2 separate regions of the Homo sapiens genome follow, and region 2 is linked to region 1. A link is an interaction called in ENCODE POLR2A ChIA-PET data of the cell type or tissue named here. Cell type or tissue: HepG2. All regions are shown on one strand.

Evidence for each region. ChIA-PET counts read pairs that join two places held together with the same protein. Peaks named below come from ENCODE experiments on the same cell type or tissue, not always from the same donor. Only the 100,000 strongest peaks of a DNase experiment are listed, where the experiment ranks them.
Region 2: POLR2A ChIA-PET joins it to region 1 with 12 read pairs; 6 of 35 experiments call an interaction of 5 or more read pairs at or near these places.

Annotation. Positions count from the first base shown.
Region 1 is chr20:17,872,395-17,880,394 of GRCh38, reverse strand. It overlaps LOC105372548 (a long non-coding RNA gene), which reads right to left and starts at 7,759. Exons shown (of 4, transcript XR_937297.3): 1 at 7,675-7,759; 2 at 7,472-7,542; 3 at 2,014-2,140. RefSeq lists an enhancer at 3,640-4,542. In HepG2, no CTCF peak of the experiment used is centred here; DNase peaks (open chromatin) are centred at 2,534, 4,904, 6,214, 6,904 and 1 weaker place; H3K4me3 peaks cover 1,909 bases.
Region 2 is chr20:17,821,686-17,829,685 of GRCh38, reverse strand. It overlaps LOC107985440 (a long non-coding RNA gene), which reads left to right. Exons shown (of 3, transcript XR_001754511.2): 2 at 1-16. Among named protein-coding and RNA genes, the nearest start is that of BANF2, 130 kb to the right of the region's middle. In HepG2, a CTCF peak has its summit at 2,413 (motif pointing right); DNase peaks (open chromatin) are centred at 1,805, 3,307, 4,235, 7,545 and 1 weaker place.

The sequences.
Region 1 (8,000 bases):
TTTATAACGGAGGGGCTGAAACGTTCAGAAGCCCCGAGCAGTGGGCAGTTAGATGGGGGCATATTTCAACCCCTGGGGTTGAAGTGGTTGTTCCCAAACCTGACTGTATTTTCATTCTCCGAGGCACGTGTTGAATATCCCAACCCAAATCTCCGGGGACCCAGTCACCCTGCTGCCCTTTGCACAGGCCCCAGAGACTTGTTCTTTTTTTTTTTTTTTTTTTTAATTTTTGTTTGTAGAGATAGGGTCTTGCCATGCTGCTCAGGCTGGCCTTGAATGCCTGGGCTCGTGATCCTCCTGCCTTGGCCTCCCAAAGCGCTGGGAGTATAGGTGTGAGCCACCGAGCCCAGCTGACTTGCTTCTTTAAATTAGTTCCTAGCAGACCCACTTGTGCTTTCCTCCTTTGCCTCTGGCCCTGGGTGTCCTCTCTGAGAAGGGACAACGACAGCGCTCTGCTCTGAGGAGCTGGCTCAGTTGCCTGTCACTTGGATGATGCCTCGTGCCATAGCTTTGGACATCTCCATCAGCACTGCGTCCCCTGCCTTGCAGCACCTGACATAATGGCAGGTGCCCAACAAGTATCTTTGCATTGGATGAAAAGTCTTCTTGGCCAGGCGCAGCGGCTCACACCTGTAAACCCAGCACTTTGGGAGGCCGAGGTGGACAGATCACCTGACGTCAGGAGTTCAAGACCAGCCTGGCCAACATGGTGAAACCCTGTCTCTACTAAAAATACAAAAATTAGCCGGGTGTGGTGGTGGGTGCCTGTAATCCCAGCTACTTGGGAAGCTGAGACAGGAGAATCTCTTGAACCCAGGAGGCGGAGGTTTTAGTGAGCCGAGATCACACCACTGCACTCCAGCCTGGGCAACAAAGAGCGAAACTCTGTCTCAAAAAAAAAAAAAAAAAAAGAAAAGAAAAGTAGTTTCACATCCTTTTTTTTAAATTTCCCCTCAACATTTTATTATAAAGATTTTCAAACACACAGAAAAGTTGAATGCATTTTCCAGTGAACACCCACATATGTACCCCCTAGATGGCATTTTACTGTATCTCTTCATCACACAGCTCTGCATCTACCCATTACTTCATCTTATTGTTTTCCACCTTTCAAGGGGAGCCACAAACCTCAGTACACTTCACTCCCAAAGGTCTCCACATGTATATCATTAAGTAGCATTCAGGAATGCCTTTATAGTTCATTTTAGGTAAAATTTACATAGAGTGAAATGTTCCAATCTTAAGTGCACCATTTGCTGGATTGTGACAAATGCAGACATCTGTTAAATCAGACTCCTCCCAAGGGAAGGATGTTCCCGTCCCCTCAGAAGGTTCCTTCGTGTCCCTTGCCAGTCAGGCCACCCCCACACTGCCCCCTGCGGCAACCCCTGTTCAGGTTTTTATTTCATTATAGATGAGTGTTTCCTGTTCTAAAACTTCTTAGAAATGATTTGTACTGCAGGTGCCCTTCTGAATTCTGGCTTCTTTCCCTCCCTGTAGCGATTCTGAAATCTGTCCTCGTTGCTGTGGGTTTCAGTAGCTTGTCCCCTGCTGTTGCTGAGCGGGGTCCCCCTGTGTGCATGTACCTACCATGGGGTGTTCATCCCTCCCACTCTGTATCACTCAGCACACATTAAAACACCCTTATATACTATCTCTCACTCAACTCAATTTGCCTGAGGTCCCACTGCCAATTCAAGGGCAGTCAGGATTTGTCTCTATGTTTCCAGGCAGGGAACCCATCCAAAGGTCACCGATGAAGACCTGCCCAATCTTACTGGCCCTCCGGTGGCCTCTACTCAATCTGCCCCCTGCCCCAGCCAGCACTGCAGGGCTTCCTGACGGTGGTGGGTACGTTGGCTGCCTCGGCTTCCTCTCCTCATGTTCCCCCTTCAATTCACTGCAGGCTGGCTTTGGCTGCCCCTTCCCATCTTATCAGTCCTCCTAGTAACATCCAACGCGGCCACCCCCGCTGCTCAGAGAAACCTCCCCTCTGTTGCCCTCTGTGCTCACCCGCCTGCCTCCACGGCTGCTGCGACTCAGTTTCCTTGGCTGTCCCTCCTCTCGGTGACCTTCAGCGTTGAGGAGTCTTCAAGGTCTAGCTCTGGACAGTTGTCTCTGCTCTCTGAACTCTCACTTCCTACAAGGTTGCATCCAGAACCATGGCTTTAAATTCCACCCAGGTGCTGGTAACGCCACAGCCAGACCTTCCCTTAATTCCGGAATCTCCAGGCTTGGATAACCATAATCTCCACTTCAGGCTCAAATAATCCTCCCAAATTTAACAGCACCAGAAACAGAAGCCTTGGTTCCCCTCTCTAGTCTGATCCTGCCCTGCCCTCCCATCCCCAGTAAGTGGTCCCATGAACCCAGAGGTAGCTCAAGCCTGAAGCCTGGGGGTTGTTCTTGATTTCTCCCATGTCCTTGTCTCCTACATCTAACTTATTACCAATCCACAGAGCATCCATCTCCAAATCACATGCTTTTTTTAAACCATAGTGTGGAGGTATGATTGACACACAAAAAGCTGTAGGTTTTTTTTTTGTTTGTTTTGAGACGGAACTTTGCTCTGTCTCCCAGGCTGGAGTGCAGTGGTGTGATCTCGGCTTGCTGCAACCTCCACCTCCCAGGTTCAAATGATTCTCATACCTCAGCCTCCCGAGTAGCTGGGATTACAGGCATGAGCCACCATGCCTGGCTAATTTTTGCATTTTTAGTAGAGATGGGGTTTTACCATGTTGCCCAGGTGGTCTCAAACTCCTGACCTCAAGTGATCCACCCGCCATGGCCTCCCAAAGTGCTGGGATTACAGGCATGAGCCACCACGCCCAGCCTGTAGATATTTAATGTATACAACTTGATGGATGGAGATATGTACACACCTGCGAAAACATTCATCAAGGCCATAAACTTATCCATCACTCTAAGTGTCCTTCCGTCTCCTCTGTTTCTTTTTCATTTCCTTATGTGGTAAGAGGACTAAACATGAGATCTACTCTGTTAGCAAATGTGTAAGTGTACAGTACAGTATTGTTAATCACAGGCCCTAGTTGTACAGTAGATCTCCAGAATGTATTCATCCTGCGTAACTGAGACATTGTACCCTTTGACCAACATCACTCTGTTTCCCCCTCTTCCCAGTCCCTGGCAATCATCATTCTACTTTCTGCTTCTATGAGTTTGGCTGTTTTCCGTTCCATGTATAAGAGAGAAAGAGCAGTATTTGATTTTCTCTGTCTGAGTTACTTCAGGATCTCATCATGTCCTCCAGGTCCATCCATGTTGTCACAAATGGCAGGATTGATCCCTCTCTCCCTTCCTTCCTTCCCTCCTTTCTTCTTTCTTTCTCTTTTTTAGATACCGGGTCTCGCTCTGTTGCCCAGGCTGGAATGCAACAGTGCTGTCATAGCTCAGGGCAGCCTCCAGCTCCTGGGCTCAAGTGATCCTCCTGCCTCATCCTCTTGAGCAGTTCAAACTACAGGCATGCGCCATGATACCCGGCTAATTTTTAAATTTTTTGTAGAGACAGGATCTTGCTTTGTTGCCCAGGCTGGTCTCAAACTTCTGGTTTCAAGTGATTGATTCTCCTGCCTTGGCCTCCCAAAGTGCTGGGATTACAGGTGTGACCAACCACCCTGGCCCTGGATTTCCTTCTTTTTAAATGTCGAATAATATTCCCTCATAGGTGTATACTACAATTTCTTTATCCATTTTTCCACTGACGGACATTTAGGTTGTTTCCAGATCTTGGCCATTTGTGAGTAACACCGCAATGAACCTGGGTGCGCAGATATCATCTCTTCAAGATCCTGATTTCAGTTCCTTCAAATACAATCTTAAACCTCTCCCCTTCTTTACCCCCACTGCCACTGCCCTAGTCCTTGGGCCATGCTTAAACTACAAGTATTTCTGGTTTATCTGTAATTCAGATGTAACTGGCTGCCCTGCCTGTGAGGGGCTGCAGCCGGCTAGCACCTCCTCTCTAACCTCGTCCCCACTATGGAGTTCCTGTTCCTGCTACCCAGGCCAGGCGGGCTCAGAGTGAGCCAGGACAACCCCCTGCCTCCGCTTCTTTCCCCCTGCCTCCGCTTCTTTCCCCCTGCAGGCATCTGAGGGGGAAGCAGATCCTCTGCAACCGCGAGATCTGAGATGTCTCCGCTGCTCAGGCAGAGCGGGGTCTCTGCCCTACTGCTCAGACACAGGCGTTCCACTTGGCTTGCTGTCAAGAGACTGACTCCAGAGCTCTGATTTTAAGGATCGAGGAGACTGACATCTGTGAGGATCCCAGCAGAGGGCCTGCCTGGCTTACTCGGGGCCAGTACATGGCAGTGCCCCCTTGGTCCTCCTCATGCCTGCTTCCCCCTGGGCACAGACAGGGGCTGGGCTGGTGAGGAAGCCATTCTCCAGGGGGAGCAGATCTGACAGGACTCATTTCTCCTCTCCCTGAGCAGGCTTCTTTTAAAACTACTGCATGTTTGGCCAGGTACCGTGGTTCATGCCTGTAATCTCAGAACTTTGGGAGGCTAAGGTGGGTGGATCAGCCTGGGCAATATGGTAAAACCCTGTCTTTACAAAAAACATGGAAAAAATCAGCCTGGCATGGTGGCAAGTGCCTATAGTCTCAGCTACTCGGGATGCTGAGATGGGAGGATCACCTGAGCCCGGGAGGTTGAGGCTGTGGTGAGCCATGATCATGCCACTGTACTCCAGCCTGGGTGACAGAGTGAGACCCCGTATCAAAACAAACGAAAAAACTCCCCAAAACCCCCCACTGCATTTTAAACCATGCACAGTAGTGAGCAGTCCTGTTTCAGGGCAGTTCTGGGAATTACAAGGACAAAATCTGGCCTTCTGCCTGGTGGAGCAACGTGGGGGTGTGGACGCCTGTGTGTGAACGCCCCTCACCCACGTGGGACAAAGTCCATCCTCTGTGCCAGGCCCTGGGCAAGCCAGCCCGGCTGATCCACCTTGCTCCTCCCCCTCTCTTCTTTGTGTTCCCTGCAAACTCCTGCCAAGTTTGCAAGCAGAAAGAGCTGACGGTTTGGGGTTGTGCAGAACATTCCTTTCTAGAATAGAAGTCAGCTGGTGGGGAAGCAGATGCCCCTTACTCTCGGTGCCTCAACTTCCTCATTGGCCTAACGGGGCTTAGGAATTCTGCCTGCTTCTCCTGGAGAGCACAGGGGACCCACCAGGCCCCCAGTGCTCAGTAAGAGGGGTACCTTCTGTCCATGCAAGTGGCCCTCCTTTGAGACCCAGCGCCCGACTGCCCAACAACTTGGAGCTGTTTCCTCCTTGTTCGTAGCACTTTCTGGCCTCTTCCCTTGCCGTCTTCAGTGGGTGGCATGGTGGCCCTTTCTCTTTACATTTTTTTCTGGCACTAGAATCTGAGCTCCTTGATCTGCAGGGATTGTGGTTTCCCCACACAGTGCCTGGCACACAGATAGTGCTCAATAAATGCTCACCACGGCAGAATTTAACTGTCTTTGAGGTATCCAGAATATAGAGACAGGTTCCTCCAGCTTCCTACTCCCTCAGGCCTATTCTAAAACAAAACCTGAATTTCTGTCCCTGAAGGCAGGTCCTCCTTTAGCCAACTGCAGGTCTCCTTAGGAAGAGTAAGATTCCAAGTCCTAATTTATCCTTTTTATACCTAAGGTGGATCAGCCCTGATTTTATGCTGGGACCTTTACTTGTACTATTTTATTTAATCCTCAAGATAACCCTATGAAGTAGGTACTGTTAATATCATCCCCATTTTACAGATGCAAAAACTGAGGACCAGAGAGATTAGGCAACTTGCCCAAAGTCACACAGCCAGCAAGCAGTGCACAAGGGATTTGAACCCAGACCCTTCTGATACCAGAGCGAATGCCCTTGAACCTCTGGGCTACACTGCCTGAGGGCTGCAGGGCTCTAAAGGGATAAGGAAGGAAGCTTGGAGGGACTGAGTGCCAGGGGAGTGAGAGGGGTGTGTGTATGAGTGTGTGGGTGGGTGGGGCTTTGCAGGGAGGCGGTTGCTACAGAGGGGCAGGGGAAGGGGGGTGCTGGAACGTGGGGAAGGTAGACAGAGGAGCCCCAGAAGCAGTCAGCTGTGCTGACGATGGATGGGGCAGGAGAAGAGAAACCCCAGGCAAGGGAGGTGAAGCTCTGAGCGGCCACACCAAGCTCTCCCTCCTGCCCAGGGCACAGCGCCAGGCCTTACTTTTGAAGCTAACGAGAAGCAGATGAAGGAGTGGGATGGGCTAGAGGCGGAGACTGCCTCTGCTACGTGGCACCCCTCGGCAAGCCTGGAGCTTCTGCCAGCGGCCAAGAGTGGGGCAGGGCCTTGCAGCTGGACTGTGGGTCTCCCTCAGGGTTTACTACAGCTTGGACTTGCCAGTGCAAGAGGGTGGATCTTATTCAAAGATAGGTTCAAACATTAGCAGCCTCAGTGAACGATGCAGCCTGGGCTCCATGGAGTTGCTACCACCCATAAGAGGGTGTCCCTCCTGCCATGGGCTTCCCTTTCCTTCCCTGACACATGGACAATCCAGCCCACAGGTCTGAGCCCCCCAGAGCAGCTGGCTCCCAGGCTGCGCCATCCCTTCCAGGGAGGGGTGGGAGTGGGTAGTGCAGGTGCTTGGAAGCCAGAGGGGTGGCTCTGAAGGGATAGCTAGGATTCAGGATCCAGGGAGAGCACTGGGGGCTGGGGTGGCAGCCCCCTGTGGGCCAGGACTGGGTGTGTTGGTGACAGCAGCATCCGCAGCACCTTGCATGGTGTGCCTAGTCGATGCATAATCAACACTTTAGTTACGTCACATAACGGCTCTGTAAACAGGATCTGGAATCAGCCATGGGCTTGAACCTCAGTCCCACTATTACTAGCTCAGCAGAGGGCTTGACCCCCCTCCCCAACTTTTTTAGTGACAGGGTCTTGCTCTGTCACTCAGGCTGGAGCGCAGTGGCATGATCATAGTTCACTGCAGCCTTGAACTTGTGGGCTCAGGCGATATTCCAGCTTCAGCCTCCGGAGTAGCTGGGATTATAGGCGTGTGCCACCACACCTGGCTAATTTTTAAATTTTTTGTAGAAATGAGGTTTCACTTTGTTATCCAGGCTAGTCTTGAACTTCTGGGCCCACGTGATCCTCCCGCCTTGGCCTCCCAAAGTGCTGGAATTACAGGCACGAGCTACTGTGCTTGGCCAGGGCTTAACCTCTTTAAGCTTCCATTTTCCTATCCGAGGCTTCCAACTCAGGCAGCTCTGAGCCAGCTCTGAACCAGTCACGACTTGCTGCCTCTTAAAGGTGCAGAGCTCAGCACAGTGCCTGGCACATAGTAAGTGCTTAGTAAAAGCCATCATGGACATTTAATTCACAAACAGGTGGAGGATGCAGCAGAGTGTCCTGGGTCTTCCTGAAAGAAGTGAAGTGATGGCATTTTGTACTTTTCATCATTCATTCATTCAATCTTCATTCAACTCTCCTACAAACCTGGCCTAAAATGCAGGCAGAGTTGGTGTTGGGGAAGGAGATGGCTGTGGGTCCATTATACTCCATGAAGCCTGTTTGAGGGAAAGAAGCAGAGAGCCCTTCAAGTGAACCGGAGGGAGACGGGCTCCTATTAGGAAACCCTGGACTCAGGGAACTGATTACCAGAGGAGCCTCACAGCAGCCTCCTGGGAACGGAAGGTTACCAGGCAATCCGGGGCTGGGTCACTTCTCTGCCGGCCTGTGCTAGTCTCCCTGCGCACTGACTATCCCCGCGAGACTCTTCTGCTCCCCCAAACTCAGCATGCAACAGACTACGGGTTGCCGTGGTAACAACCAGGGCTCCAGTTTTATATGTTCTTACCACTTCCGGGTCAATACCACTTCCAGGTCAATACCACACCCGGGTCAATACTACCTGACTGTGGTTGGGTCTTTTTGAGTTCAAATTCTGTCGCCCTCTCATAAGTGGGGGGGCTATCTGTCTCAAACCTGATAGTTTGCTTCTTCCTCATCAGCAAGAAGGGGGATC
Region 2 (8,000 bases), 51 kb after region 1:
GGATCTTGTGGCAGAGGTAGGAGCAAGAGTCAAGCTGGCTTTTTAATGACCGACCGCCATGATAACCCAAGAACCTATTAATACACGAATGGCCCTCATGATCCAGTCCCTTTTTAAAGGCCCCACCTCTCAATGCTGCCATATTAGGAATTAAGTTTTAAGATGAATTTCAAAGGAGACAAACCTTCAAACCATAGCAAAGTCAAGCTTTTTTGAAGGGACAAGATTAATCATAATTTTTATTCTATTTGTGTGCATGTGTGTCCTTTTTAGAGATGGGTCTCACTCTGTCCTCTAGGCTGGAGTGCAGTGGCTCAATCATAGTTCACTGCAGCCTTGAACTCCTGGGCTCAAGTGATCCTCTTACTTCAGCCTCCTGAGTACCTAGGACTACAGATGTGTGCCAATGCACTCAGCTAATTGTTTTCTATTTTTTTAGAGGTGGGGTCTCACTATGTTGCCCAGGCTAGTTTTGAACTCCTGGCCTCAAGCAATCCTCCCATCTCAGCCTCCCAAAGCAGTGGAATTACAGAAGTGAGCCACCATGCCTGGCAAAGAAGGTGTACGAACATACACACACTGGAGTCTTTCTTCTTCTCTTGCCCCTCAGTGGGTGACCCAGTTCCCATCCTGGCAGGCAAATCACATTCCCAGTGTCTGTCTCCTTCCACAGATGATACAAGGGGAGTGTTTAATGGTGTCTCCTGCATCTGTAGCTGGATAGTTTGATCAGTGGGTGTGTCTGATTGTGTCACTCTCTTGCCTAGAAACCGTGGAAGGGTCTTGGAAGGCCAACTAAGATCTTGCTTGGCCCACAGGATCTAGTGCTCTGGCCCGGCCCACCTCACAGCCTCACCTGGTTCTACTCTCTGGCTTGGAGAGACCCCACCACGATGGCCTCCCTCCAGCCTCCGCACAGACCCTTGGATGTGCCATTCCCTCTCTCTGGAAGGCTTTTGCTCCCTTACCCCATCAGCTACTCATCATCCTGCATGTCTTGGCTCCCAGCCCCTTTTCCTCTGGGAAGTGGTCGCCAAATCCCAGGCAGGGTCCTATCACCTGGTAACACCCCTCTCAGGGACAGTGTATTCGCTGTCTGCTCCAGGAGGGAGGAACCTCTTCTAATGTGGGCACCAAGCGCCGTGCCTGGTGCATAATTGGCTGTCAGTAAACATTTGTGGAGAGAGCAAATGCACTCATGAATCCCTCACATCACAGAAGGCGGGGCCAGAGCCAGGGTGGAGGTGGGAGTAGAGGAACTCCGGGGCTGGCTGCTGAGGAAGGTTCTCTCTGATGGTGCAGCAATAGCAGGTCAAGCCCAGGGTCAAGATAAGGAGCCAAACGTCCCAAAGGTCGTAGGTGGTCAGCGATGGGGCCAGCTGGATGTTGCCAGTGGGTAACACTCCTGCTCTGCCAGGTCTGAGGCTCAGAGTTCCCAAAGGAGCAAGCAAGTTCCTAGGAGAGGAAGAGGAGAACCAGACTAGGTATCCGGTCAGGAACAAGGGACCCAACAAAATGAGGTGGGAGACTTGGGGCTGAGGTGCGGGCGGTTGCTCCGGATAATGACAGAATGGATGTGCAGAGGCCTGGCCATCAGCCAGGGTCCTGCACTGGAGATGTCCCATGGAGAAGGCAGGGCCGAGGCCCAGCAAGGCTAATACAATTCTCTCTCCAATGTCTGGAGCCAGCTTAGGCCACAGAAGGTATAGACCATGACATTGACCCAGCTAAGTCCTACAGTGTCCGTTGGGCCAGGAAAGGTTGTTTAAGGGATGAACAGGACAATCTCTGCAAACAAAAAAGTCTCACATTTTTGGCCTAAGGCCAGAGGGAAAAGCAAAGTTCACCAACAACAGCCCCATGATCCCTCTCCACCTTCCACCTGAAGTGAGAGGCAGGGTGAAGCCCAGCAAAGCTTTCTGCACTGTGTGACTGCAGGGGGCAAAGGATATTCATGGAGAAAAGAAAGAAAAACCCCAACAGGGATTTTCTTCAGTGCATGGAACTGGTTTTGTTTTATTTTGTTTTTTAGAGTTTCCTGCAACTTTCTATTTTTTTTCTATACATGAATGCCAATTATTTTTACACTTTTACCAAAGACAAAACCCTTTTCAAGGATTCTGTACGCATCCCCTGAGAGTACTGGTTCTAAACCTTGACTACATGTTAAAATCACCTAGGGAACTTTAAATACGCCAATGCCTGGGTCCCACCGCGAGGTGATTCAGATTTTAGTGCTTGGCAGTGTGGCCTGCCCAGGTGATTATAATGTGCAGATTGAGAGCCACTGCCCTAAAATGAGTATGCACTAGAGAGGTCGAATAAAAGATATGCTCTTACCAAGCACCCATATCCAGGAAGGCCATGTTCAGTTGTATGAGCTGCGTACTGCATACCTCCAGGGGACACCATTTGCATAGCCTATAACATAAAAGTGCCTCCCTGGAGTTATGCAATGTGGCAGCCTTGTAAGTATGGATATATAAATTACATATTCATAGATACATAATTTAAACATTGATTGCATCTGTTCACTATAATTCTCAGTGGGAGGGATGGAAATGATGTTCAGTAGGATATACAGAGTATTTTGGAAGACTTAGTTTATATTGTCTGGGATTTTAAAATTTGGTGAATCATTCTCCAAGAAGATGATTATAAATTTAAAAAAATAAATAAATAATAAAATCTGATGAAGGTTAAGATAACAATAAAAACACCGAAAGCCAAGGTGACCATGTCAATCTAGAACCATGGGTTGCACGGGACAGAGAAGACTGAGAGAGAGGATGCATCTGAGAGGGCTGGGACGTGTGCAGAAGCACAAGTTTGGATGGGAAGTCTCCAGCAGGCAGTCCGTGGAGGTGTGGCTGGTGGCAGAATTGTTGGAGCAATGGGAGCATCCTGTGGAGTATTTTCCCTCTGCCATGAAGCATTCCTGTTTCTGCCACTGCTATCATTCAGAGATTGAATCTAATTCCCTGCTCTTGGACCTGAGGTGACCTTTGACTTCTTTTAATGAGTAGAATGCAGTGCAAGTGATGCTATATAAGTATAATGGTTTCAGTCATTTTCAGCTTCTGCCTTTACTTCTTTAATGGCTCCTTCTTGGACCCTCACTGCCATTCTGTGAGGAAGCCCAGGCAGCCAAGTGGAGAGGCCCACACAGAGGAACCAAGGCTGCCAGTCAACAGCTCCGCAGATCCCCAGCCAGTAGCCCGGTGGAGCCATGTGAGTGAGGCAATTCTGTAACCTTCCAGCCATCCCAGGGTCCCAGCTAACACTAGGCAAAGCAAAGGAAACACCCGGTCAACCCACAGAATGGAGAGAAATGATACATTTTTGTCGTTTTGAGTCACCAAGTTTCAGAGTATTTTGTGACTCAGAAATAGGTGGCTGAAGCAGGGCCACTTCTGCTCTGCAGGTGGGCACAGGCCAGTCTGCTGGAAGGGTATGTGTGTTGAACTGGCTCTGAGGCCTTGTGAGGTTAGACGTGCTGGAAGATCCTAATAGGGAAAGGTTTCTTTACAAAAATTATACTTATCAAAGTTATATATATACACACACAGACACATATGTGTGTGCGTGTGTGTGTGTGTGTGTTATATAGTGGCAACAACTCAGTTACATCAGAAAGGCTTACAATGAAAAGCAATCGTGTCTCTCCTGCTGTACTTGCCCCTGTTCACTCCCAGTCCTACTCCCCCAAGACAGCATCTTTTGCCAGTTGCTGTTTATGGATTTTCTCCACACTCCAAATCACATACTTATACCTCCGTTCCTCAGTTACCATCTTTAGACAACAGCTATTCACTCCCCAATACCTAAGATGAGCATTTAGCTCACTACTCCCAATGTCTGAACTTTCATGACTATTTTTGACTCCTGCATGAGCATTTCCTCTTCTGACAGCAGTCGCTGATTCCCAGCTCTGTAAGATGAGGACATCAGTGCCCCTCCCTTTCTTTCTGCTTTTCTCTTCCCTTCTTCAATCACTCGTGTTTTGTGCCTCTGCTTCTACCACTTCATAGCACTGTGGTGTTTAATCTCGGGTGCCTGGGCTTCCTGGGAGAGCAGCCATGAATTCCTTAAAATTAAGTGTAAAATTGTGTGTGTGTATTTATGATCCATTTCCTGGGGAGAGTCCAGAGCTTTCATCAGACACTCCCAGAGGGGTCAAGCTCGGGTGCTGTATGGGACTCTGTACTGAGGTCTTCCGTCCGCCACCAGAGCCACCCTCATCCTTCTTCAGACTTCCGGCTGGGTGTGGCCAATGGGGGGCCCGGGCAGGAGTAGCAGGAAGGGGACGAGGAGAGTGAGGAAAGGCATTTGCTTATTCCTGTGGCTCCGTCTCTGCTGGGTCATCTCGGGCTGGTTGAGTCTCAGCTGAAGGACCTTACTCCGCCAACGGTTGCCTTTTCCACGTAGCTATCTCCTTTGGTAAAGGCTTAATTGTTCCTAGCCCCAGGTCACTGCATTTTTCTTGGTGGTCTTATACACCCTGCCCATACCTTTGTAAACAGTCCTTTTAATAAGTCATCTGGAATTCTCTTAATTTGATTGTGACATTTGTTTCCTGTTGGGACTCTGTAATGACCATGTTCCTCGGACACAAACTCTGAGACAGAGGTTATATGCAGGAAGTTTTCGGACAGTGCTCTTGGGCAGAGGGAGGAGTTGAACTGCGATGTTGTCACCATGAGGGCTGGAGCTGGCCCTGTGGGAGATCTGAAGCTGGGATAGTCTTTGGAGTTATTCCAGTCCAGGCAAGGGGGCCCAAATGACCAGACATTGGATGCCAGGAGGGGACATAAGCTTGGTCAAAGTGGGTCTCTTCAGGTGAGGGCAGTTCTCAGGAAGGGCCCCCTGGCAGCAGGGACAGCCTGGCCTCTAGGGCAAGGAGAGCCTGGGTCTCAAAGCGGGAGGGGTTGGGGGTTATGGGGAGGCCCCTGGAATGCACTGCAGACCCAACCTTGGTCTGGTCGCTAGGCCGGGCCTTTTGTTCGCTGCATCCTGACACCTAGCACAGTGTCCCACACAGTGTAGGAGCTCAGCCAATATTTGTTGAATGAATGACTGAATGGAGTAACAACAAGCTTCTTTAATTGATTAAAATTCATAAAACTCAGAGCGCTTATGTATCGCTGCTTTTTTCAATTTTTATTTTTTAACTTTTTGTTTTGAAATACTTTCACACTTAGAAAAAAACTTATAAAAATGAGACAAAAATCATCCAGGTTTCCCAACTTGTAACATTTGCCTCTCTCTCTTATATATGTGTGTATATACACGTATTCACATATATATACGCAAACTGTTATTAATTTCTGAAACACTTTAGAAAGTTGGAGACCTCCTGCCCCTTTATCGTTAAATATTTCAGCATCTATCTCCTAAACATGAAGACATCTTCTTACACACCTGCGGTGCAATTTATCAAATTCAAGAGATAGAACACTGACTCATAGCTACTATCTGATGTACAGTCCCTTATAGAAACTCCCTCCCCACGTCAAGGATTTGATCCCGGATTACACCCTGCCCTCCACTGTCTTGTCTCTTGGTCTTTTTCCTTTGTCCTTCATGGCCCTGGCATTTTAAAGGACCCATTGTTTCAGGAAATGCTCTCAAGTTCAGGTCTGTCTGTTTCCTTATGATCAGATGAAGGCTGTGCCATTGGCAGGAACCACTCTTCATCTCCAAACCTAGTGGGTTCAAAGTTCACTGCGTCTCTCTTCCCTGTACTCTCCTCAGGGAGGAGCCACTATACCCAGTTTCTATTCTTAGGTCCAAGGGTGAAATCACCTACTCAAGGTCGCACACTTAATGACTGAGCTAAGTCCAGGTACCCTTAGCTGCCGCTCAGCATCTTTTTCACCACACCTGGTAAAAGAAGGGACTTCCACAAACACTTCCCCTCTCCCTTGGCCTCTGGAGGAGGCACCCACTTCCTAACCCAGCCCTTCGTTGTGCTAACTGGGGTAATGGGCTACCTTGATTTTCAAAATAAAGCCTCTAGAGCTGCTCTCAGAAGGGAAACCTCTGGAAGAGGGCTTGTAGGAGGGGGAGGAGGGAGAAGGGGGAGTGAGACAGGACGCTGGCAGGGCGGAGAGTTTGAGGGTGAGAGGGAGGGCTGGGTGAGCCCCTGCCCTGTGGCGTGGGCTTTGGAGACAGAGACGGACAGAAGGACTCTGTAAGAAGTTTGCAGTGGGCAGCGTTGGGTTTGGCACATGGCTCCCGACCCCCAACTCTTTCCTCTCCTCCTATGTTTGCCTGCTCAAGAGACTTGAGAAAAAAAAAGGTTTTCAGGGCTTTGGGAGAGGTCTGTGTTTATTCAAAGGCCACTGTGTTTAGATGGGCCCCAGCATGGCCCAGTTATATCCTGGTTACATATGAATGGCGGTGATTTCATTTGGATCAAGGATAAGAGATATGTTTGTGTAATAAACACTTAGAGATGAAACAGGTTGTCCTGGCAGGGTTCCCCAAGGGACTTTTCTAGAGCCGGGGTCGTCAGGGTTGTTGAGTTGGAAAAGACCCCAGAAAGAGCTCTTCTTTATTTCCCTCCAGTTATTTCCCTCCAGTTATTTCGTGAGTGCAAGTTTTGTGTCCCCAGACAGGCTGAACCTTCCAAGGCGCAAGCGTTAGGCCCTGTGAGCCCTCGTTCTGCCACATACTGCCTGTTGAAGTCTCTCACCTCTTTGGGCCTCAGCTCCTTCACCTATGAAATGGGCTTATAAATAGCGACTCTCAGACAGGATGTGCATGGATTAAATGGGATGCTGCCTCCCGACGCACTAGATGGGCTGTAGAGCATGGCACGTGTGTAAGGAACACACGTGTCATTCAGGACAGTGCCAGGGGGTTGGTGGAATACTACAGGACAGAGGAACAAAGCACTGATCTGCCAGCCCCAGGCATCTCAAGTTCAAACTCACCGTGAGCTTTCCCTGTCCTGGCTTCCCCTTGTCACAGTGGAGACGGGCCCAAGAGGGACCTGAGGCCTGAGGGGGTCTGTGCGGTGGCTGCAGGGGGCTGCTTACTGGAAAGAAGGCCTTGGGGAAGTCCCTAGCTTCCAGATTCTCCCCAGGAGCTGCCACTGGAAACCTTTGTCTGGAGACCAAAACTTTTCAAGACTTGACCATGAAGATTTCTGATTTCCCTGGAGAACAGCTCCTCCGAGCAAATCATCCCCTATCCTGGCTTTCAGCCTCGCAGCCCACACCTTTGACATCTCCACGGTAGAGCCAATCTATGCAGCTGGGCCCACTCTCCTCTGCTCCATCGGCAGTCCCACCTCCTTGTCTCCTTTCAGGGGGTCCCACTTTCCAAGTTCACCCCACTTCCAATGCACCTTCCAGATCATGTCAATCCCTGCTCAAAAGCCTTCTGACGCCCTCCGTAGTAAATGTTTTTTAGGTTTGGCCTAAAGCTGCATCTTGTAAGTTAGGCCTAAAGGTTTCTCCAGACACAGTGAACTGTAACCTAGCTGGATGTGTAAACAGACTGTAACCTACTCTTGTGCCAATCACCCAGCTTCAACCAATCACAAGTGGCCAACTGTTAAGTAAGACAAACTCCCAGTTGTAACCGGTCCGGCTGTTTCTGTACCACATTTCCTTCTTCTGGCTGCAGCTTTCTTTTTTCTGTCCATAAATCCTCTCTGACCACGTAGCAGCACTGGAGTCTCTCTGAACCTATTCTGGTTTGGGGGCTGCCCAATTCAAGAATTCTTCCTTGCTCAATTAAACTTTGTTAAATGTGTCTAAAGTTTTTCTTTTAACCATGTTAACCCCCCAGCTTTGCTCTCAAGTCCCTTCATCATTAGAGCCCACCTCACCTTTTCCAGCAAGATCTTTTTTTTTCCCCCTCTGTCGCCCAGGCTGGAGTGCAGTGGCAAGATCTCAGCTCACTGCAACCTCTGCCTCTTGGTTCAAGTGATTCTCCTGCCTCAGCCTCCTGAGTAGCTGAGATTACAGGTGCCCGCCACGATGCCCAGC